Linked DNA regions of Homo sapiens: region 1 is linked to region 2. A link is a loop called in an ENCODE intact Hi-C map of the cell type or tissue named here. Cell type or tissue: endothelial cell of umbilical vein. All regions are shown on one strand. Links, peaks and the distances in the headings refer to the core of each region. The heading gives the core; the rest is flanking DNA.

What was found. Hi-C counts contacts between places; a loop is a spot of excess contacts. Peaks named below come from ENCODE experiments on the same cell type or tissue, not always from the same donor. Only the 100,000 strongest peaks of a DNase experiment are listed, where the experiment ranks them.
Region 1: a loop joins it to region 2, with 1.9 times the contacts of the local background. A loop is called at or near these places in 2 of 110 quality-filtered maps.

What each region holds. Positions count from the first base shown.
Region 1 is chr16:77,546,727-77,557,979 of GRCh38, reverse strand. No RefSeq gene overlaps it. Among named protein-coding and RNA genes, the nearest start is that of LINC02131, 39 kb to the left of the region's middle. In endothelial cell of umbilical vein, for the core only: no CTCF peak of the experiment used is centred there; a DNase peak (open chromatin) is centred at 4,869.
Region 2 is chr16:77,493,151-77,504,403 of GRCh38, reverse strand. The region is part of intron 1 of LOC105376775 (a long non-coding RNA gene); the gene reads left to right. Among named protein-coding and RNA genes, the nearest start is that of ADAMTS18, 64 kb to the right of the region's middle. RefSeq lists an enhancer at 2,544-3,045. In endothelial cell of umbilical vein, for the core only: no CTCF peak of the experiment used is centred there; a DNase peak (open chromatin) is centred at 4,783; H3K27ac peaks cover 331 bases.

The DNA.
Region 1 (11,253 bases), core at 1,838-9,837, 53 kb before region 2:
AGGAATCAGGGCTTTTTATGGGATGAGATAGCAAGAAGAAATAGCTTCTTTGGGATGACAATATTGATGTGAATCATCTCCATCCATGCAATTCAACCTAGATTGTCAGGAGAAAGAGTAGACAATGCTGTCTGAATTTTCAGATGCATTACCCAGGAGAAAAATTTCTACCTTTTTTGAACATTTGTATGATGACCTACATGAAGACCTGTGCTAACAGTTTGTTGACGTATTCCAATCTCCAGCACAAACTTTCAAAGAAGTATTAATATATCTTTTCTACAGATAAAGCCCTTGTGGCTCAGAGAAGTTTAGTAACTTGCACAGGGTCACACAGCACAGTTGCTGAGACTCTAATCTGGGTCTTTCTTTGTCCAGTCGGCCATCCAGGCTGCTCTCCATGGTTCTTGCTCATCAGAAGATGAACCTCTCATGGTCCAAACCCTCCCTAGTTAATTCACAGAGCATCTTCAAAGTAATTAGATTTTCTTTCTCCTATATTTTGCAAAGTTTGATGACCTGAATCAAAAGGAAAAAGTTCATTGTGACAGCAAATCTCTCTGCATGGCTACCAACTTGCTCTTCTGCAATTCAACATTTATTCTTTTTCTTTCTAGAAACAGCCCGGCATTATAGTAGATATTCATTTATTTGCATAATGTTTGATTCCCTACATGAGTCTATGCTCCAAAAGAGCAAAGACTTTGTCTCCCAATTTCTAAAAGAGGCTCTTGATAAAATATTTCTTGAAGGAATGGCTGCAGCTGGCAGAAGCAAACCAGGTCGCAGATTTCACTCCTTCCCTTGTCCAGTAACCGATTCAAGACGTATTCTCCAAACCAGCAATTCCTCCTACTTCCCTATTTTTGGTAATTACTCCTCGGCATCCTTACCAACATCTGTTGTTTTTTTGACTTTTTATATTCACCATTTTGACTGAGGTGAGATGGTTTCTCATTGTGGTTTTAGTGTGCATTTATCTGATGATGACTGATGTTGAACAGTTTTTCATATGTTTGTTGGCTGCTTGTATGTTGTCTTTTGAGAAATGTCTGTTTCTATTCTTTGCCCACTTTAAAAATACACTTTTTATTGGAATGGTTTTAGATTTACAGAAGAGTTACAAAGATGCCAGAGAGTGTCCTTACACTCCACATTGTTCCCCCCATAGCTAACATTGAATGTGTCTATCAGTTCCTGCAAACTAAAACACTCACAGTGGTACATTTGTCAAAATGAAGAAACTGGCATTGGTACCGTACTGTTAACTAAATTTCAGACTTAACTAGTTTTCCTGTTAATGTTGTCTTTCCATTCCAGGAAACAATCCAGAGTGCCATATTGCGTTAAGTCATCATGCCTTTCTAGTCTCCTTTGATCTGTGACAGTTGCTCAGTCTTTCCTTGTTTTTTATGACCTTGACAGTCTTAAGGAGTACACACTGGGTACCCTGTAGGATGTCCTCATCTCCCCAAGTGATTTTGACACCACACTCGACTTTTGCCTCTTGAGGACAAGGCCACATCTGCATTGTCACCACTACATACCACACATTCCGCGCATGCCTGGCCCAGAACAGGACCTCAGTGAACACGTGCTGGGATAAACGTGATTCCTGTCTTGCTAAACTGAGTGGCCCTGCAGCAGGAGCCAGGCCTGGTGCATCCCTGCATTCCACACTGCGCCTGCCTGACCTGTGCAAAGTCTGTGACAAGAACTCTCATCCTCCAATGGGGCTGAATGCGTTCGACTCAAGTAGGAATTACAGACAGAAATCATCACATAATTACAACAAGAACTCTAATTGCGATCATCTGACCACTTTTTGACATCTCTCTTTCCGTTCTTTCATAGATGTGTTGCCCAGTCAGATAAAATGAAACAAAGACAAAGGAGGCTGCTGGTGTTCTCACCAGAGCCGGGAAGACAGGCTCTTGCTCTGGGCGTGTTTATAAATTTAAAAATATTTCAGATGCTTTTGCGATACTGCTTATTCTGGTTCAGTGCTCAGGGGGAATGCGTGAGGGGGGACGGCCTTCCATCTCATGGGACTGCAGGATTACGGGGGCACTTCACTCTGCCAGAGGGGAAACACGGCTGCACTGCGGAAAGGATTCGATTCAAACATTAACCGAAAACAGCAACAACAGAGTGTTTTTTGAGTATGGTCTAGTGGTTCTTTGTGCTGTATTAAGTACATTCCATACATGAATAGCTAATGCTGACACTATTCTAAAAAGCAGATAATTTTGGTTCTGCTTGAATAATGAATAGCAAACGATGAAAGGATAGCGGCTTGAGAGGCCACGGAGGATGCTCAAGAGGGATCACAAGGCTCAAGGTGACAAAGCTGGGGGTGGAACTTGCATTTCTATGCTGCTCAAGCCACCACTTTTTCCAGCACTCTTTAGAGACCTCAAAAGCTGCCTTTCTATGTATATAGGCATGCATGCATTTATCTCTCATTGATCATTTTTACTATTAAATAAACACTTTTTTATATTATAAATATTTTTGTTATTAAATATATTTCATATCTAGCATTATTTAGTGCAGGATTCCTCAAAGTGTGGTCCATGAGACAACTACATCGAAACTCCATGAGGAGCTTGTCAAAAATGTCAATTCCTAGACTCCAGATCTTCTGAAACAACTCTGGGGGTGGGGCCAGAGCTTTAAAAACAAGCTCTGTGGTTGATGCAAATTCTTACTGAACTTTGAGAACTTCTGCTGTAGGGAAGTATGCAGGACTTGGAATCAGAGGGCTTGTCTAGTGTCAGTTCTGGGATGTTCTAGCTGGTTAATCTTCAGCAAATCAAAGCCTCAGCTGTAAAATGGGTAGCTTCTCACTTCACATGGTTGCTGTTAGGATAACAAGAGAAAATACAGCGAGGAGCCTGCTATCCCTGAGAAATCGAGCATCTCACAGTTCTAAACTTATAGGAGAAAGAAGTCCATGTCAGAGTATCATGAGGCTGGGAATGGTGGCTGAGATGGAAGGACTGCTTGAGCCCCGGAGTTTGAGAGCAGCCCGGGCAACATAGTGAGACCCATCTCTACACAAAATAAAAAAAAAATAGCTAGGCAGACCCGTCTACACAAAACAAAAAAATTAGCTATGCATGGTAGTGCACGCCTGTAGTCCTAGCTACCTGGGAGGCTGAAGTGGGAGGATTGCTTGAACCCAGGACATCGAAGCTGCAGTGAGCCATAATCACGACACTGCACTGCAGCCTGGGCAACAGAGTGAGACCTTGTCTGATAAAGAATATCATAATACTGTCATGTTGCACTTTTCTCATCAGGTGACAGCAAGCTTTTGATGTGACTTTATACAACCACACATAGTACCATGGAATTGAAATATATCCTTGAGGCTTTTGTGCTAAGAAAAACAAAATTTAGATGAAAACGGAAAAGCTAGGAGGAGTGGTGATGGTTAACAGCATAGGATCTAAATCAGGGTTTCTCGGCCTCTGCACTATTGATATTCAGAGTCCAATAATTCTGTGTTATGGTGGGGGCTGTCCTGAGTATGGCAGGTTGTGTAGCAGCATCCCTGGCCTCCATCCACTAGATGACAGGGACACCTCCTTCCCAGTTGTGAAAACCAAAAATGTGTCTAGGCATTGCCAGATGTTCCCTGGTGGAAGAATTGGTCCTGGTTAAGAACTGCTGTTCTTAAGGAAGATGAATGGGTTCAGTTCCTGGCTCCACTACTGATTGTCAGTGTGAACTTGGGAAACATGTTTAACCCCCAAAGCCTTGGTTTTCTTAGCTATAAAATGGAGAAGGATAATATTCTAAGTCCCTACCCTACTGAGTTGTCATTAGGATCACGTGAGAAAGCACACCTCAAAAGTGTAGCAAAATTCTTGGCTCTCTGCTGTGTGTGTGTGTGTGCACGCACGCTTGCTCATGGGAGCAAGTGTGTGCGTGTCTGTATGTGTGTGTGGTTTAATAAATCTTGAAGATTTGTCAGACTTTAAAGCTTTGAAAAACACACTCCTCCTTTTCTTCCTTTTTGCAGAAAGGGTTATTCAAAATGTGACAATTCTTCAGGTCAGAAGTGAACTGAGAATGTTATTACTAAGTTGTGGACACTGAAATTGAGCTGAATCAGATATATTTTACCCTAGAACCAGCTAACTGTTGACACCTGATGTTCTATAGAACACAGCTACAGAAATTTAAATGAATTAAATTCAATCAGACTCTGAAAGAAAATCAAAATAGGCTGAGACTGGGTTTCAGCTCCCAAAGCATCTCTTATGGGGTGCTCGTGAAAGTCTCTCTACGGCAGCTTTAGTGACCCACCTGCGCAGACACCACTCATGTCTCAGCTTTTTTTCAGACTGCAGTGAAAATCATTCATTTCTTCTCAATGTGAACTTGCTGGTTGGACCCATAGTCAGGGTTGAGACTGAGGAGGTGTTTGGTTTAGTTCTCCCCTGGTCTGGCTGCTTGAACGCAATCTGTAGATGGCTGGTCTTTCAAGAGCATGGGAGGTTTTTAACATTTGGGACAAATTAACCAGTATGACAAAAGCAAAACAGTTCCCCTCTTAAGATGAAGTGTTCCTTAAGTGCCTATACGATTTCCAGCCCAGCCTGGATGTGTCTCCTCCCCTGTCTGCTCTGAAGGGGCACTGGAACCCAATGTGTGAACAGAATAATGAGACGTGGTGGTTCTCCTGTGGGCCGGGCTCTGCAGAGCTGAGTGACAAGTCGATGATAACAATCTCAGTGGAGCCTGAACTTGGCCTGAACCCGGCACTTTCCGCCTTCCTCGCCCTTACTTGGGATGACTTTGGTGTCCCCTTCTCCAGCCTCCGCACTACCAAGCATTTCAATACTTTCTCTTTTATTATTTCTCCTTCAACAATAACCATAATATATGACTTGATACTTTCCTGGCATAGGCCCAGTTTTCATGAATACTAATCATTCACCCAAATCCTTTCTTTCAGAATCTCTCTTCTTTGTTCAGGGAATGTTGCATCTTGCCTGCAGTGGGAATGAATGTTATAAGAAATCGGGTTGATGAATGCCTGCTTCCCTCAAACTTGAGTGCCTTCTCACAGTGGCAGGACTATCTGCCAGTCACCTACCCTTTGATTAAGTACTTCCAAACATGGGAAGCTCACTACCTTATAAGGTGATGTGTTCCGTTCCCTTGGGGGACAGCATCAACTGCTGTTCTCTGCTGTGGCAGCCCGGTGGTGTCCTTTCTAACAGGTATCAGCATCCGCAACTATTTATTAGTTCATTCGTTGATGATCTGGGCTCCCCCTCCCTGCAATAGTTGTAAGCTCCATGAAGACAGAGAACTTCTTGATGTGCTGTGCATTTGGATCTTCTGTTGTTCTCCTTGAATGTGAGCTGAACCAAAAGATGAATAAGTGAATGAAATAGTTTACTTTCTGAGCCAGATCTCCTGGTAGGCAGAATTTATGTCTATTTTACCCCCAGCATTTAGCGTGGGGGCTAAGACAGAGTTAATATTATGATGTGGTAGAAAGAACACAGAGATTTGAGGTCAGACCTGTGTTTAAAAATCCCACCTATTCCACTTGCAACGGCCTTACGTAATTAGTATTTCTGAGTTGTAATTGCTTTAATCTGTAAAATAAATGTAACTATAGCACAGTACCCAATTCACATGTTGTGAAGATTAAAAGATTTTTCTAAAGTACTTAGCAGTGCCTGGCACATAGTAGGTGATCAACAAATATGATTTCAATTGCATTGAGAAGACCAGATGATTCTTACTAGCGTGGCCAGAAAAGACAAGGGGTAGGGGTACGGTTCATCTGTCTGTCTCCTCCAAGCCTGCCTCTGTGTCTTTCCAGAGGTGAGCAAAATGAAATGACCTGTTAATTTGTTCTTGGAAGCCACTTTAGTGTATCAGGTGTCTCCAGAAGAGCATCCACAATGAGGTGGCATCGATACAGGAGACCCTTGTGCGTTGATCAATGGCCCCCATGTAGTTTGTAGCATAATTGATTTCAAATGTGCGTTTATTTTTCTTTCCCTCCAACTTGTGGCTGCCTGGATTTTTAAACTTTTTATTCCCCCAAATGTGCCTGGATGTTGGATATCATACAAATGCAACCTCTCTCTCCCCTCTCTCTCTCCCTTCCTCCCACCCTCTCCCTCTCTTCCTCCCGCTCGCTCCCTCTCAGATTTGTCTGTCACTATCCTAAATTAGGAACAAATCAAAATCAGTTTAAATCTCCCAACTTAATAAACACCAGATCCCCCAAATGTCAGAGAGTCTAGTCTTTTGCAAAGTCTTTAACTTGTGGCTCATACTTGAGACTAAGGAAAAAAGTGGTAAATGACATGAAATAAAGAGGGGGGTGTTATAGGAGCAGATGGGTTACTCACTAGGCCAAGAATGTGAGGACAAGTGGTTTGGGGCCAATCTCTACCACACGGCTGGACCATGTACAAGCCTTCTGGTCTCTGAGGACTCTGCCAGGGGTTTTGAGTTCTGATTAGGACAGCCTAGACTTCTGCGTTATCATGAGTGGTTAGCTGTGCAGCAACAGGAATTGTCTTCACTAAGATGTTTCTAAGTCATAACAGAATGTCAGCTTTTCAGGGCCCAAGAAAACCATCTATGTCTTCATTTTGCAAAAGTACTTAGCAATTTTGACCATGATTTGTATCATATCCAAATGATACTTCTTTTTTTTTGTACTTGGTTTTATTCATGGAAAGACCTTTTAAAGTATGAGGGTTAGAAGAAAGGATATTGGATTGGGAGTTGATTCTAGGTCTGGATTATCCATAAACTTATTATGGGTCTTAAATCACTTAGTGCTTCTGAACCTTCCTTTCTTCATCTGTGATCGGAGGAAGGCCTCAGGTGAGTTGCTTAAAATTGTGGTCTGTGCAACATTGGGAGGTTTCTAAATATGGGGGCTCTTTACCCTCAAGCTGCACCCCACCCAGATCTACTCCACCATGATCAGATGGTGAACAGATATCCACATCTAACCCCTGGCACCTGCTGAATATGAGACTTTATGTGGCAAAGGAGACTTTGCAAATGCAGCTAAGAATTTTGACATGGGGAGATAAGCCTAGGTTATCCAGGTGCTTTTGGTGTAATTGTTCCTTATAATAGAGAAGGAGAGTCAGGGTGAGAGAAGGAGACATGATTGAGGAAGCAGGGTGAAATATTTGAAAGTGGGAAAAAGGGTCATGAGCCCAGGAATACAAGTGACCTCTAGATGCTGGGAAAGGCAAGAAAACGAATTCTTCTCTAGAGACTCCAGAAGGAACGCAGACCTGCTGACACCTTGATTTTAGGACTTCTGACCTCCAAATAATACACTTGTGTTGTTGTCAGCCACTAAGTTTGTAGTATTTGTTACCATAGGAAGCAAGTATACTTGCCTGTATTTGATTTACAGATTGAGTTTGTTTGTATTTTTTTTTTAAGTAAGATTTCATCTGAGGAAGGATTTCAGTGGTAGAAAATGTTTGAGAACAGATCCCTAAGTTCATTTCAGTTTGAAATGACTGTGATCAGCCAGGCACAGTGGCTCATGCCTATAATCCCAGCACTTTGGGAGCTGAGGCAGATGGATCACCTGAGGTCAGGAGTTTGAGACCAGCCTGGCCAACAAGGTGAAACCCTGTCTCTACTAGAAATACAAAAAAAATTAGCCAGGCATGGTGGCAGGTCCTGTAATCTCAGCTACTCGGGTGGCTGAGGCAGGAGAATCACTTGAACCTGGGAGGCAGAGGTTGCAGTGAGCCGAGATTGCGCCACTGCATTCCAGCCTGGGCGACAAGAGTGAGACTCCGTCTCAACAACAAAAAAAGGAAATGACTGTGATCTTCTTAATATCAAAAGACAGCTCAGGGGACAAAGAATGTGAATGCTTGCAGCCTTCGTGGGGAATGGCACGACATTCTCCAATAGTCAAACCTGCTTTGTCACATCCTCCTCCATCACATCTAGCAAGCTCTCCATGAGACTGCAAGCTCCAGGGGAGCAGGGCCACTCTTTTTTGTTCACTATAGGCTGGTCCTATTGTAGATGCTCAGTAACTATTCTTGGAATAAGGATCAATAAATGAGTAAAGTGCCACTGGCTCTGGTAGAAATGAAAATGGTATGGCCACTGTGGAAGACAGTTTGGCAGATTCTAACAAAACTACACACTGTCTCACCATGCACTCCAGCTATCCAGCTCCTTGGTATTTACCTAACTGAGTTGAAAACGTACATGCACACAACCAATGTTTGTAATAGCTTTATTTGTAATTGCCCAAACTTGGAAGCAACCAAGAGGTCCTTCAGTAGATGAATGGATACGTAAGCTTTGGTACATCTAGACAATGGAATAATATTCAGCACTAAAAGGAAATCAGCTATCGAGCCATGAGAATATAAGTGAAAACCTTAAATACATATACTAAATGAAACAAACCAACTGGAAAAGGCCATATACTGTATGATTTCAACTATTCTGGAAAAACCAAAACCGTGGAGTTAGTAAAAATATTGCCGGGTGCGGTGGCTCACACCTGTAATCCCAGCACTTTGGGAGGCCAAGGCGGGTGTATCACGAGGTCAAGAGATCGAAACCATCCTGGCCAACATGGTGAAACTCTGTCTCTACTAAAAATACAGAAATTAGCCGGGCGTAGTGGCATGCACCTCTAGTCCCAGCTACTCGGGCGGCTGAGGCAGGAGAGTCACTTGAACCCAGGAGGCAGAGGTTGCAGTTAGCCGAGATTGCACCACTGCACTCCAGCCTGGTGACAGAGCAAGACTCCATCAAAAAAAAAAAAAAAAAAAAATCAGTGGATGCCAGGAGTTAGAGAGAAGGGATGACTAGGTGGAGCACAAAGGATTTTAAAGGCAGTAAAACTCTTCTGTATGATACTACAGTAGCAAATACATGGTATTGTCCATTTGTCCAAACACATAGACTACAACACCAAGAGGGAAACCTGATGTAAACTGTGGGCTTTGGGTGATCATGATGTGTCAGTGCAGACTCATCAATTGTAACTGATGTATCACTGTGGTAGGGGATGTTTATAGTGAGGAAGGTTGTGTGTGTGGGAATGTATATGGGAAATCTCTACTTCCTGTTCCATTTTGCTGTGAATCTGAAAGTGCTTTTAAAAAACGAAGCCTACAAAAATTTTTAAAGACCACCGGTCTATCTGCAATTTTTCTATGTAGGCTATGCTTTGCAAAGACTACCCTAAAAGGAAATTCTCTTCCCAATTCTCTTGCCTCTCTGAGCAACTCCTCCTCCCCTCCCCCAACTCTTCCTTCCTCCTTTTTTTTGTATTTTTAGTAAAGATGGGGTTTTGCCATTTTGCCTAGGCTGGTCTCGAACTCCTGACCTCAAGCAATCCACCCACCTCGGCCTCCCAAAGTGCCGGGATTATAGGCATGAGCCACTGAGCCCGGCCAACTCCTTCTTCTTATGAAGATTTTTCTGTCTTTCTCTCTTCTACCACCTCGCCTGTGCTGTGTGCTATATCTATTATCCCCAATACCCCCTGAACTAACCTCAACCCTGGCACTAATCCCTGCTGCCCTGTCATTGTCAACACTTATTCATGTGACCTATTGGGCTGTGAGTCCCTGGGGGGCTACGCATGGCCTGCATTTCTGCATTCCTAAGTTTTAACATGGTTCCTCTCTCACACACACCCCCGGCAGGGCTCAGCACATATTTATTGGCCAAATGATTGAGGTTTAAAGACCTGCAAGTATTTTGCAGTGTCTGGTCCAGCTTTGCCAAAACTTTCCTCTCTTTCTCTCCCAAATGTCCAATTCTCTTCTGTAATTATTTCCCTCACATTTCTTTCCTTATTCCAGTTGTATCTGTGTCAGATTGTCTTCTCTTCCAGTACTGAGGTGAAAAGTACTGAGTTCTGTTCTAAACCAAGACATTCTCCAACTTTCACGAGTCTTGAAAACATTAATATGGGTATTTCAAAAAGTATGTATGGTAAATGTGTTAGGCTTAGTATTTAAATTAATATTCACAGCTTTCCTCACTAGCACTGGGCTTTCTCAGTTTCCTTTTTATTTTTATGAATTGCATTTGCAACTGTAAGATTATCAAATTCTTCTTGAATATGGTATAAATACACGAATATATAATAAAGACATGCCAGTTCCCTCTTTGTAGTGAGTGATTAGGGGCAAACTGTGAGAATATAATGCCCTAGAATAATTCAAGAAGTTGGCAGATTCTGACAAAGGGGGAAACCCCACTTGTAAAGAGTCAGTGGGATATAAGACATAACTCTCTAAATGAGCAGGTGGGCCTGTCCCTGAGGGTGGGGGGCGCGGCTTCTTATCTCATAGCACCTCTTTCTTTTTTTAAAAAAATAATTTCAACTTTCATTTTCATTTCGGAGGGGGTACATGTGCAGGTTTGTTACATGGATATGTTGCGTGTTGCTGAGGTTTGGGGTACAAATGATCCCGTCACCCAGGTAGTGAACATAAGACCCAGTAGTTCGTTTTTCAGGCCTTGTCTCCCTCCCTGTCTCCCTCCATCCATCCCTCCATCCCTCCATCCCTCCATCCATCACTCTTTCTCTCTCCCCTTTCTTTTATTCCCGGTGGCTATTGTTCCCATCTTTATGTCCATGTGTACCCAATGTTTAGCTCCCACTTATAAGTGAGAACATGTAATATTTGGCTTTCTGTTTCTGTGTTAATTAGCTTAGGACAATGGCCTCGAGCTGCATCCGTGTTGCTGCAAAAGACATGACTTTGTTCGTTTTTATGGCTGCATAGTATTCCATGGTGTATGCGTACATACCACATTTTCTTTATTCAGTCCACTGTTGAAGGGCACCTGGGTTGATTTCATGTCTTTCCTACGTGAATTGATAGCACCTCTTTCATTCTTTCCCAGATGCTGAACTTCGCAGAAAAGGCAGATATTCGATCATTTCCAGTCTTTTCCCTTAGATGATACACAAATATCCTTTGAAGGTATGGCAGGAAATGATAACCAGTCGTAATACCTTAATGTGACACTTCATTCATTAGATCTCCTCCAGAAGATGAAGTCCAATGTATAGAGAGGATAAGTAAGGGTCTTGGAGAGAAGAATTGGGAAAAGAGTCTGCAAGGGATAGAAAAGATCAGAGGAGAATTTGAGGAAGCAAAGATTAGGAAACATTGATTTTCATTAATAGTATTTCATTCTAAGGTTCCAGGATGCTATTGACAAATTAAAACCTCCTATTCC
Region 2 (11,253 bases), core at 1,518-9,517:
GCGCAATGATGGCTCACTGTAGTCTCCACCTCCCGGGCTCAGAGATCCTCCCACTTCAGCCTATTGAGTAGCTGGGACCACAGGTGCACACCATAACACCCAGCTAATTTTCTGTAGAGAGGAGGTCTCACTATATTGCCTAGGCTTGTCTCAAACTCCTGGGTTCAAGTGATCCTCCTGCCTTGGCCTTCCAAAGTGCTGGGATAAAAGACGTGAGCTGCCGCCCCCAGCCTCTGCTTTTTATTATATGTAATTATATCTCATAAAATTGATCTAAACATTTGAAAAAATAGTGAATGTAGAACACAAAACACACTGTATGCTGTTAAATGAACCAATGTGTATGTTACTTAGCACGTGCCTGTAATATAAATGGTTCTCATTCCTTCTTTGTGATCTATATCTATATCATAAATACGTATATGTAGATATATATTTCAGGTCCTTAAATACTTTCCTATCCAAATAATGGACTCTCAACAGTTTTGTTCTTCCCTTCTTATTTTTGCGTTCCTTCTTCCTTCCCTCCTCCCTCTTCTCTGTCTCTTTTCCTTTCTTCTTCCATTCTGTCTATACTATTTTCTTCTTGACAATTCTATATTATTTTCTGCTTGACAACTAAATGCTGCTAATCTTTGCTAAGGTGTTAACGGCCAACAGTGTGTCAATGTGTGGTTGCTCTCAGGGGTCTCTTGGTGAAGGACTCTTGAGAGAGTCTTTCCATGGCCTTTCTGAGGGATCGGTCCCTAGGGATAGAATTTTTGTCTATACAGTAGACTTCGAAAGAAAGCTGGTGTTAATTAGTCCGGTGTATTATTGGCTGGGGAAATGCTGTAACCATTTATTTAGTAGAAAAACAAACATAAATCTTCAGATAGGCACTGTGTATTAATCAGACAAGTGGAATTTCAAGCTTTATTTCTCATGTTTAGTCTCTATTGCTACACGAGGGAGGGTAGCATCTGTGGAAAGAGTGTCACCTTTTAAGTCCCGCAGACCTCAGTTTGAATAATAATACCACTTGTTAGGTATGTGACAGAGAGCTCCTAACCTTAAATTCTTACTACAGTCTGATGTTTGGAAGTAAGGCACTGAAGAGAGATATGGGCTAGACTAAAGGAAGTTCCCACTCTGAGATAAACAGAGAGGTTTTCAACCACCTAGGTAAAACTAGAAACTATTGTTTGGGACTCTAATTAATCAGGGAACATGTGCTCTTCTAATGAAATAGTATCTGAAATCTGCTTTTATTTTTATTTCTTATTTAACTCTTTAGTAGGCATAGGAATGCAAACACGATCAAAAGTGAATTATAGGTTAGGTAATTGTCTGGTTAGTTGGCTTGGGCTTTAGTTACCTGAACCTACGGCTGGAAGGAAAATTCAAAATATACATTAAAACTTCTCAAACATTGCATTCATAAAGCATCACCTTGTTCTCTTAAAGGCATCTTAACATATACTATTTTGTTTATCACAAAGGCCTAGTGAGGAAGGTGTCTAATGATACCATCCAACTGTGTTTTAAGGGCAAAGGAATAGAAGCCTAGGTATGTGAAGCGGTTGTTCAAGATTCTTAGCTGGTTAGTGAAAAAGGATAGCCCAGAATTCTCATCTTCGATACGGTGCTTTATTATGGAATAATACTATTCATCCCTGGCAAAGTGTGCCTTTTAGTATCATCCCTCATCTTAGTCTTTGTAGTCATGATCTATAGCCCTTTCAGTGGTGGTGTGTTTTACAAACCTAAGTCACGTGATAAATGTCAGATCCTTTTAGCTTCCAAATGCAGAAATATCTTTGTGGAGAGTGTATATCAGAACTTCATGGAGGCAGCCTGATTTATTGAAAACCATTTGGGGTTTGAGAATAGACGGCCCTGGGCCAGCAGACGTGTCTGTTATGATGCTGTTTATTCAGATTATTTTTTGCATGATTTTTATCACCACCAAGTCTCCGTGTCCTCGTTATTCATAATGAGTTCCTATGAGAAATGAAATGACATATGCACAGCTCCTGGTCTGTAGTAATCACCAACAAATAAGGATTCACCTTTTCCTCTTCCTTTCCTATTCCATTTTGGCCAGCCTTCATGTTACAAGGAAAGAAATAGCCAATAGAAAGTGTGATGAAGTCAGCAGAGGAATCAGAAGGAAAACAGAGACCTACTCCTGCCTTCTCTTCTGGTATTTTGCAACAGATCTTTGCAGTTTCTGATGGCTCATTTTTGACCACTGTTGATAGTTTTGAGGAATTTCTTTACACTCAAAAATGTCTTTTAATTCTCAAAGCAGAGGCTGAGGCAAAATTAGGCCACCGGTTTATTTTCAGTTCTTGGTCGGAACGCAGGCTTCGTTCATCCTTGTTTTGTCTGCAGAAACTCTTGCTCTTCTGTTCCCATAAACATCTACATTTAGCTGTTGAATTCTTTCCAGGGAAGGCCTATCAAAATTCTTGAAGGGTCAGAGATGTAAGTGTTAGTTATCTCATGTGCTAGAAGGAGCTTTAGAGATTATATAGCATAATCCTTTCATTTCACAGATGAAGAAACTGCCGCTTGAGAAGGGGAAATGTCTTGTCCAAGTTTACCCAGGGAAAATCCCAGGGTAACCTTTCAGTTCCCCTGAAGCTTCTCCTATAGTCATAGTCATTTTGACATATTAATGAGGAATGAAAATCCCAGAGGTGATGTTGTTGACATAATTGCACAAGCCTTCTAAGTAACTTTGTCAAAATGGGAACATCTCCATAAGAAACAAAACTATTTAGTAGACGTTGTTTAGAGGTAAGAATTTTACTTACTTCAGAGTGATTTCTATGCACAGTTAATTAGCTTAGGAAGCTCTTTGTTTGTAGAGGAATGTCCACGGATGGTCTCCCAGGGGTCTATGACCCCCTGAAATTTAAAACTTCCTGTGTGTTTTCAAATGAGAGGGCTGGGTACATGTTAGAGCCCCCAGAGTCAGCCAAACATAACTTCCCCTTAAAGAGTGTCCTACATGATAACAAAGGAATGACTCCTTGACTATCTTTTTTTTTTAATTGGAGAAACTTCTAGACTTTTTTTAATTAGACTGGCTTACACCCACTTTATTGTGTGTGGTTGTTGGTAGAGACTGAGAACACACAGTAGAAACTCAAACAATCCATCTTTTCCTCTGAAGCTTGATCAGTCAGGATCCCAGAATAGGACTAAGCTTAGAAAGGTATTGAAAACCAAATGCTGCATGTTGTCACTCATAAGTGGGAGTCAAACAATGAGAACACATGGACACGGGGGAGGGGACAACGCACACTGGGGCCTGTCAGGGAGGTGGGGAGGGAGAGCATCAGGGCAAATAGCTAATGCATGCAGGGCTTGAAACCTAGATGACAGATTGATGGGTGCAGCAAACCACCATGGCATCTGTATACCTAGGCAACAAACATGCACGTCCTGCGTATGTATCCCGGAACTTAAAATAAAATAAATTTAAAAAAAAGGTGAACACAGGGAATGCCATTGAATTTCCTGTTTTTCTTTGTGGATTTAAGTGCAAAGTCTAGGTCAAATACTTTGGCCTTAGAACTTGAGGAGGAAGGCTGATGTTGCATCTTAATATAAATACTTGGCTATTAGCATATGATATCCGAGTATTTCTTAATTCCTGCATTAAATCAAATCAGTATAAAATTACTCAATTTCACAGCTACTTCTCGTCTGTCAGTATGGTTATGGATCAGGAGGCACAGAACAACTCAAATATTTCTCAAGGGAAAAGAAGTTAACCATTTATTGATATGCATAGCTTGGCCTAACTAGGGAGAAGGCAGAGAAATGCTGTGTAAATTAACAGCTTCTTTAGCCCTTCTTTAAGGATCTGAGTTTATTTAGCTTTCCTAATACTCAAATTCATTTCTTGAAAGAGAAGAGAGGATTCTAGTAGAACCTTCTGACCTCCCTGTTATCACAGCACCTTTGTCCCTAACAGCCAGTGACATGTCAGTTCCAAGCCCTCCGCCTCCCTGATACCACCCCAGGGATGCATGACAAAACCATTCCTACCCCTGCTTCTCTTCTTTGTTAAGGGAGTGTTTCAAGGGCATTACTATATTACAAATGATTTGTTATCTTTGTGGTAACTTAAAAACCTTATACTTGAGTAATATATAACTTGTGTGTGTGTGTCTATGTGTGTGTGTATCTGTGTGCATCTGTGTGTGCATGTCTGTGTGTGTATGGGTGTGTTTCTGTGTGTGTCTCTGTGTGAGTCTGTAAGTGTGTGTTTGTGTGTGTGTCTCTGTGTGTGTGTATGTTTGTCGTATGGGCTTGACTTCCAGGTGTGTTATTATCTCCTTCCCTAGGACAACCTTTTTCCCAACTTGCCCTCTACATGGTTAATAATGAATCCACAGGTATTTTGGACACCTGATATTTTTATCCGTGGTGATTGGAGCTGCGAACAAAAGGGATAGACACAACATTTTTTATGCTACTGTAGGGAATACAATTTCACTTCCTTTCTCCCACTGTTTGCCAAATACCCACAATGAACAAAGCACTAGGGGTTGGAGGAAAAACTCCACAAGTCTTCCCTTCAACGCAGTGGCCGTTCTATATACACATTTTATAACAGAACGGCCAGACTGGATCATTTTGATTTCTCAAGTCTGAAATGTAATGAACATTTCTTATTTGAAATGTTTAAAATGTGAGGGAAAGGGCAGCCTGCCTGCCTGCTGGTCATCATGAGAAACTGTAATGTGCGGGAGGTACCGTGGAGGAGCCGTCCTGCTTGGGAAGTGATGGCCTCTGAGGGCGTGCCAAGATCAGCAGAGATCTGGCCTCATAAATCCAGGCTTTGAGTCATCCTAGTAGCGTTGCCCCTGCCTCCCAGACTGCATGCCCATTTTCCGTCCCTGCTCAGCCTGTCAGGAGCCCTGGCCTCTGCTGTGTTGGCTGAGCTGGGTGTCTGTTTTCATGCAGGGTTCTGGAAAGAATCTGGTGGCATGTGGCTTGTTCTGAGTCCTCTATAAAATGCTGCTCACTTGTTAATTTCTCTTCATTAGGTCCTTTGCCAAAGGATGTGCTAAACACAGGGATCAATGCTACCATGAGAGCATTTCCACTTGCCAAAGTGTGAAATGTCAACTCTACAGCTGCAATCTTCACAAAGAAACAGAGTCCTTTATATCCCAACAAAGCACTGGAGAGTAATTCTAGGGGTAGATGTGCAAAGTAGGTCATAGGAGAGAGTTGGAACATCTAAGCCCCTTGAAGCAAGGGATGAGCTCTGAGCACTGCGACAGGCACCCCTTGGCTGGCTGGTCCTGGCTGACCTCCCCTCTCACCTCTCATTCCTCCTCTCCTTACCCTCACAGCTTTGTCCTCTTTGAACTACTCCTACTGTGTTCTTTCTCAGTGCTAGGATTTCATGCCTGTGTTACCACCGTCTGGAACATCTTGTCTTCTGGATACTCTTGGCTACGTCCATGTTGTTCTTTATGATTCTCTTTGCATCTTTTCTGCTAGCAAGCCTGCCTGCCTGCCCGCCTGTCCGTCCTTCCATCCTTCCTTCCTCCCCCGCCTCTGACTCTCTCTCTCTCTCCTTCTTTCTTTCTTTTCTCCCTACCCTTCCCTCCCTTCCCCTCTCCTCCCCTCCCCTCCCCTCCCCTTCCCTTCCCTTTCTTTCCAGACAGGGTCTCGCTCTGTTACGCAGGGCGGAGTGCAGTGGTGCGTAATCTTGGCTCACTGCAACCTCCACCTCCCAACTTCAAGTGACTCTCCTGCCCCAGTCTCCCAAATACCTGGAATTACAGGTGTACGCCACCACGCCTGGCTAATTTTTGTATTTTTAGTAGAGATGGCGTTTCACCATGTTGGTCAGGCTGGTCTTGAACTCCTGACCACAAGTGATCCACCACCTTGGCCTCCCAAAGTGCTGGGATTACAGGCGTGAGCCATTGCACCCCCAGCCGTGTGCGCCCCCAGCCATGGCAAGCTTTTTAGAATCTTCCAGATGGGGATAAATATTCCTCCTCTGTGCTTTGATAGCCCCTTGGTTTTACCCCTTTATAAAATGTATTCATAACTCTTAAGGCAATTGATTATTTTTCCTCGTAAACCGAATGAAAGAGAATCTGTTTTCAGAAAGAACCTGTTGGATACATGCAGAAGAAAGATAAGAGTCTAGAAAATATCTTGGGATGTTGAGTCAGAGTTTGAATGCTGCTTTCTAGCTGTGTGATCTTTGGGACATTACTTAATGTCTCTAAATCTGCTTTCTCATTTTTAAAATGATGACAGTGCCACCTTATTTGTAGGACTGCTGTAAAGTTTGAAAGGAGATAACGGGCAAAACATACCTGATAGATGTTATTCATAAATATTGAATACCTATTTACATGGAAGGGGAAGCAGCAATGTTAAAGACAGCAACTTGCTCTTGACAGAGATAAAGAAAACACAGTCCTCAAATATGGACATTATGAAAGCTAATCAAAGGTGTCACAAAAATAAGTTCCACTTTTTGAGCACCTACTGAAGGCCTGCAAATGATGAGCTTTATATACATCGTCTCATTAATTCTCACAGTTATCTTGCAAGATAGAAACTGCCATCTTCATTCTATACCTAAGGAAACAGTCTCATGAAGAGTGTGCAACTGTCTCAAGGCTACAAAAGTTGCAGACTAAGACTTTGAGTTTACGTTTGTTTAGCTTATTGTGTCACAACTGGGTGGTTTTTTTTTTTTACCACCCCTCTCCAAGGGAACTGTGGAAATATCTGCAGACACTTTTCATTGTTACCAACTGGGTGATGGGGTGCTATTAGTATGTGGGTTGAGGCCAGTGGTGCCACTAAACATGCTACTATGTACAGGGCATTCCTACAGGAAAGAAATAGCCAGCCCCAAATTTTGATAATGCTGAGGTGAACAAACCTGGTCTAGTATTTTTGCTTCAAAGTTTCCCTTTTTCATCTTAAAGTATTCCATTAATGTGGTTTTGATGATATGGAGTCATGTAAGAGGCTAGTGGCATTTCAGAAAAGCCTTGTGCGAGCATACTCATATAACTCAATTCCCTATACAAAGTGATAGAAATGGCCACATAGACATTTATGCCCTGAACAACCCACTTAGAACTTTGACCTGCCCATGCTTCAATAACTTCACAACCACAAATCTTAGAAATGGGAGGAATATGGAGGGTTGGGAGCAGAAAGAATGCAGAGGTCACACCCAAGATGAGTTCTCACACTGCTATAAATAACTACCTTAGATGGAGTAATTTATGACGAATAGAGGTTTAATTGACTCACAGTTCTACAGGAAGCATGACTGGGAGGCCTCAGGAAACTTACAATCATGGCAGAAGGGGAAGGGGAAGCAAGCACCTTCTTCACATGGCAGCAGGAGAGAGAGAGCACACTAGGAGGAAGTGCCACGGACTTTTAAACTATCAGATCTTGTGAAAATTCACTACTATGAGAGCAGCAAGGGGGAAATCAGCCCCTATGATCCAGTCACCTCCCACCAGGTCCCTCTTCCAGTTTGACACGAGATTTGGGTGGGGACACAAATCCAAACCATATCACAACCCTCGCTCCACTTAGGAGCTGGTTGTCTTTGGGAAATGGAGCTGATCTCCCAAGATATATTTTTTACATCTATAAAATGGGAATATTAAAGACTGCCTCAAAGAAATGAGTCAGGATTATGTGAAGCCATGTAGTATGATATTTTGTTGAAGGATGTGGCACCTCCTGGGTATACAATGTTATCCTCCAAAGAAACCTCTTGGAATGTGGTTGTTTGTTCATCCTCTGCATGTAAGTAGCAGAAACTTTTCTTTTTTTAACCCAAGGGGTTGACTGCAGAGCCTGTGCTATTTTGCCTCCCCTTTCTACCTTCCCAGCATTCACTTCTGGCTGATAGAATTGTTACCTCTCAAGTTCATAATGCCAACCTTCCCACCCCTACTACTCAACAGAATGGTGACAAATGGTGCTTCACACGGGTAGTATCCCTCAGGTTATTTTCCCACTTACACCTGTCACCACCCTTCTTCCTGCTCCTGAGTAGAAATGTTACTGCTCACAATGAAGCAGCAGGAGACTCCCTGAGCGAGAAAGGACACTAAGGACACTTGGTCCCTTCCAAGGCTCTGGTTTTGCCTATTAGGTATTCCATTGAATTAGCTCTGCTTTCACATATGAGGTATTCAGTTAAGCAAAATCCCACTTTTCTAACACCTCTCACATGCCAAAGCCTTTGCTAAGCACTTTATATGCCTTAGTTTATCATGGCGCTCAATAAGACTTCAACAAATATTTGTTAATAGTTGTATGAATGCAATAGTCTTACGAAAGAAGAATCACACATTCTTATGATACAGAGTCTCAGAGTCACACAGGAACTGTGGGGAAGACCAGCCATAGGACACCAGTTGTCTAATTTCAAAGCCCACAGTATGTGTGTGTGTGTGTGTGACAGGTTCTCCATGCAGTGGCACAATCTTGGCTCACTGCAGCCTCTGCCTCCCAGTTTCAAGCAATTCCCCTGCCTCAGTCTCCCAAGTAGCTGGGATTACAGGCATGCGCCACCATGCCTGGCTTAATTTTGTAGTTTTTGGTAGAGACAGGATTTCAACATGTTGGCCGGGCTGGTCTGGAACTCCTGACCTCAAGTGATCTGCCTGTCTCGGTCTCCGAAACTGATGGGATTACAGGCATGAGCCACCGCACCTGGTCCAAAGCCCACATTCTTAACCAAGACAAAATACTAACATACAGTAAAAGAAATGTCCTGCCTGCACCAGGACCTGCTGATGTTAAGAGTCATTCTAGACTGCTGGCTGTACGCACATCCCAATTTTTTTGATTTATGAAAAATATCTCCTCATCCACATATGCGACAGGTATTTATTGAACTTCTGCTATGTTCCTGGTGATGTGTTGGTCCATACAAGAGTAAAAAAAACAGACTAAAACTCCTGCTCACATACAGTTTACATGACAGTGAGGTGGGAGGTGATGATCCTTAGACAAATAAACAAATTATAATAGATGAATATTGAGTGTTACCAAGGAGATGAGTGGGCTACCCAGGTAGAGATTAAAGCTATTTAGGGGGAGGCATCACAGAGGAGACAATATTTTTAAAATGACCCTGAAGAACGAGAAGTCAGCTGTGCAAAAACCCTGGGAAGTATGTCCCAGGCTGCAGGAGCAACGTGTGCAAAAGCCCTAAGGCCAGAAAGGCCTGGTATGCCTGAAGTGTAGAGGGCAAAAGAGAGAGTACAGATGCGTGAAGATGCCATTATTCTGATTTTTTTCTTTTTGAGTCAGAGTCTTGCTCTGTCATTCAGACTGGAGTGCAGTGGCACAATCTTGACTCACTGCAACCTCTGCCTTCCAGGTTCACATGATTCTCCTGCCTCAGCCTCCCAAGTAGCTGGAATTACAAGTGCCCACCACCACATCCGGCTAATTTTCATATATATATATATTTTTTTTTTTTTAGTAGAAATGAGGTTTCACCATGCTGGTCAGACTGGTCTCAAATTCTTGACCTCTGAGCTGAAGTGATCTGCTCACCTCGGCCTCCCAAAGTGCTGGGATTATAGGTGTGAGCCACCACGCCCGGCCTCTGTTTTTTTTTAATTGTAATAGATGAAAGACAACTACATGAAAGAAATAGATAAACTTGGACACTTTATTAATAATAACTGATGTTGTTCGAGTAGTACTCAAACCCTAACCCCTGGCACTTCTGAATGTGAACTTATTTGGAAATAGGGTCTTTGCAGGTGTAGTTGAGATGTAAGTTAAGATGAGGTCATACTGGAGTAGGGTGGGCCCTGAATCCAATATGACTTACGTCCTGATATAAAGAGAGGAAATACATCTGTGTGTCTATCTGATAGACACACACAGAGAAGAGAATGCCACGTGAAGACAGGGACATACGGGGAAGACAGCCATGTGATGAAGGAGGCGGAGACTGGAATTATGCAGCTGCAAGATTTCCTTTGGTGTTCCTTGCTAAGAGATGCTAGGAGAGAGAGGATGGTTCTGCCAGCACCTTAGACTTTAGACTTTTAGCCTCTAGAAATGTGAGGGAATATACTTCTGTGTTTAAAGCCAGCCAGTTTGTTGTAGTTGTTAGGGCAGTCCTAGAAAAGTAATACAGTCACTCATTAGTTATAACATCTCTCTCAATTGATCACAATCTATCTGCCCTCCCAAAAGGGGTCCATAGAGATTCCTCCCTGAAATGGACTTTGTCAGAGGGCAAGATACCTTGGAAATTGACAGTCCCAGTGTCCTAGCAGCTACATAAGAATGGACAGGCTCATATTTACAGCCTGGCCTCCATCCTGACTGCAGCACGAACTGAGGAACTGGTTATATCTCTTGGCTGAGCAAAAGGCATTCTCACTTCCTAAACTTATGGGCGTCTTGTCTTCCTTCGTTCCAAAAGAATGAGGGACCTGGGTCACTCCCAGGTCCTCATAGCTCCTGTAATTGCAAAAAAGAAAAAAAATGGGGTTATGCAGACTGCACTCTCTCTGTGGGGAGGTTTGGATTACCCCAACATGGACTTCAGATGATTAGAGAAAAAAATAAAGTTTAATTTGCCCCAGAGTGGTTCTTTGCTTGAACAAGTGTTCCTCATTAACCAAACAAGGGTGTTGGTTTTTTTTTAAATTTTTTATTTTCACCCTGAGTGGCAATTACCTTTTCTTACTAGCACAAAGTTCTCTATCTAAAAAAATGTTTTAAATAATCAAAAGGAAATATATTCCAAGGATAGTGATGAATTTCTGAGTGGCAGGAGGAAGATGGAATCTCGCGGGGATGGTGATGATGAGCAAGGATTTGGATAGACATGTACCCCAGCTCTGTAACCTGGATGAGCTGGTTCCCTTTCTGAGAGCAATAATTCCTTATTTGTAGAGTTATTGTTGATATGCAATGAAATAATACATAAGACTCTCAGAAGTGTGTCATTCTTAAGTCAGATGTTATTACTCTAGCTCGGTGCCCTCATTGTATAGATACATGGTGGCCCAGGGAATGATGGTGTTGATTCAGGACCAGGACCTGGTGAGAATGACTTGCTACCTATCCAAGACATTTCCTAGGTTTCATCGCCTAAGGATGTGCATGGTGCCCGAGAACTCTCTCGTGTGCCACAGGAGGGCATGTAGACTTTGTTCTAGGGCCAGAAGATACATAGGAAGATATTCATTTGGATCTCTCTGCCCA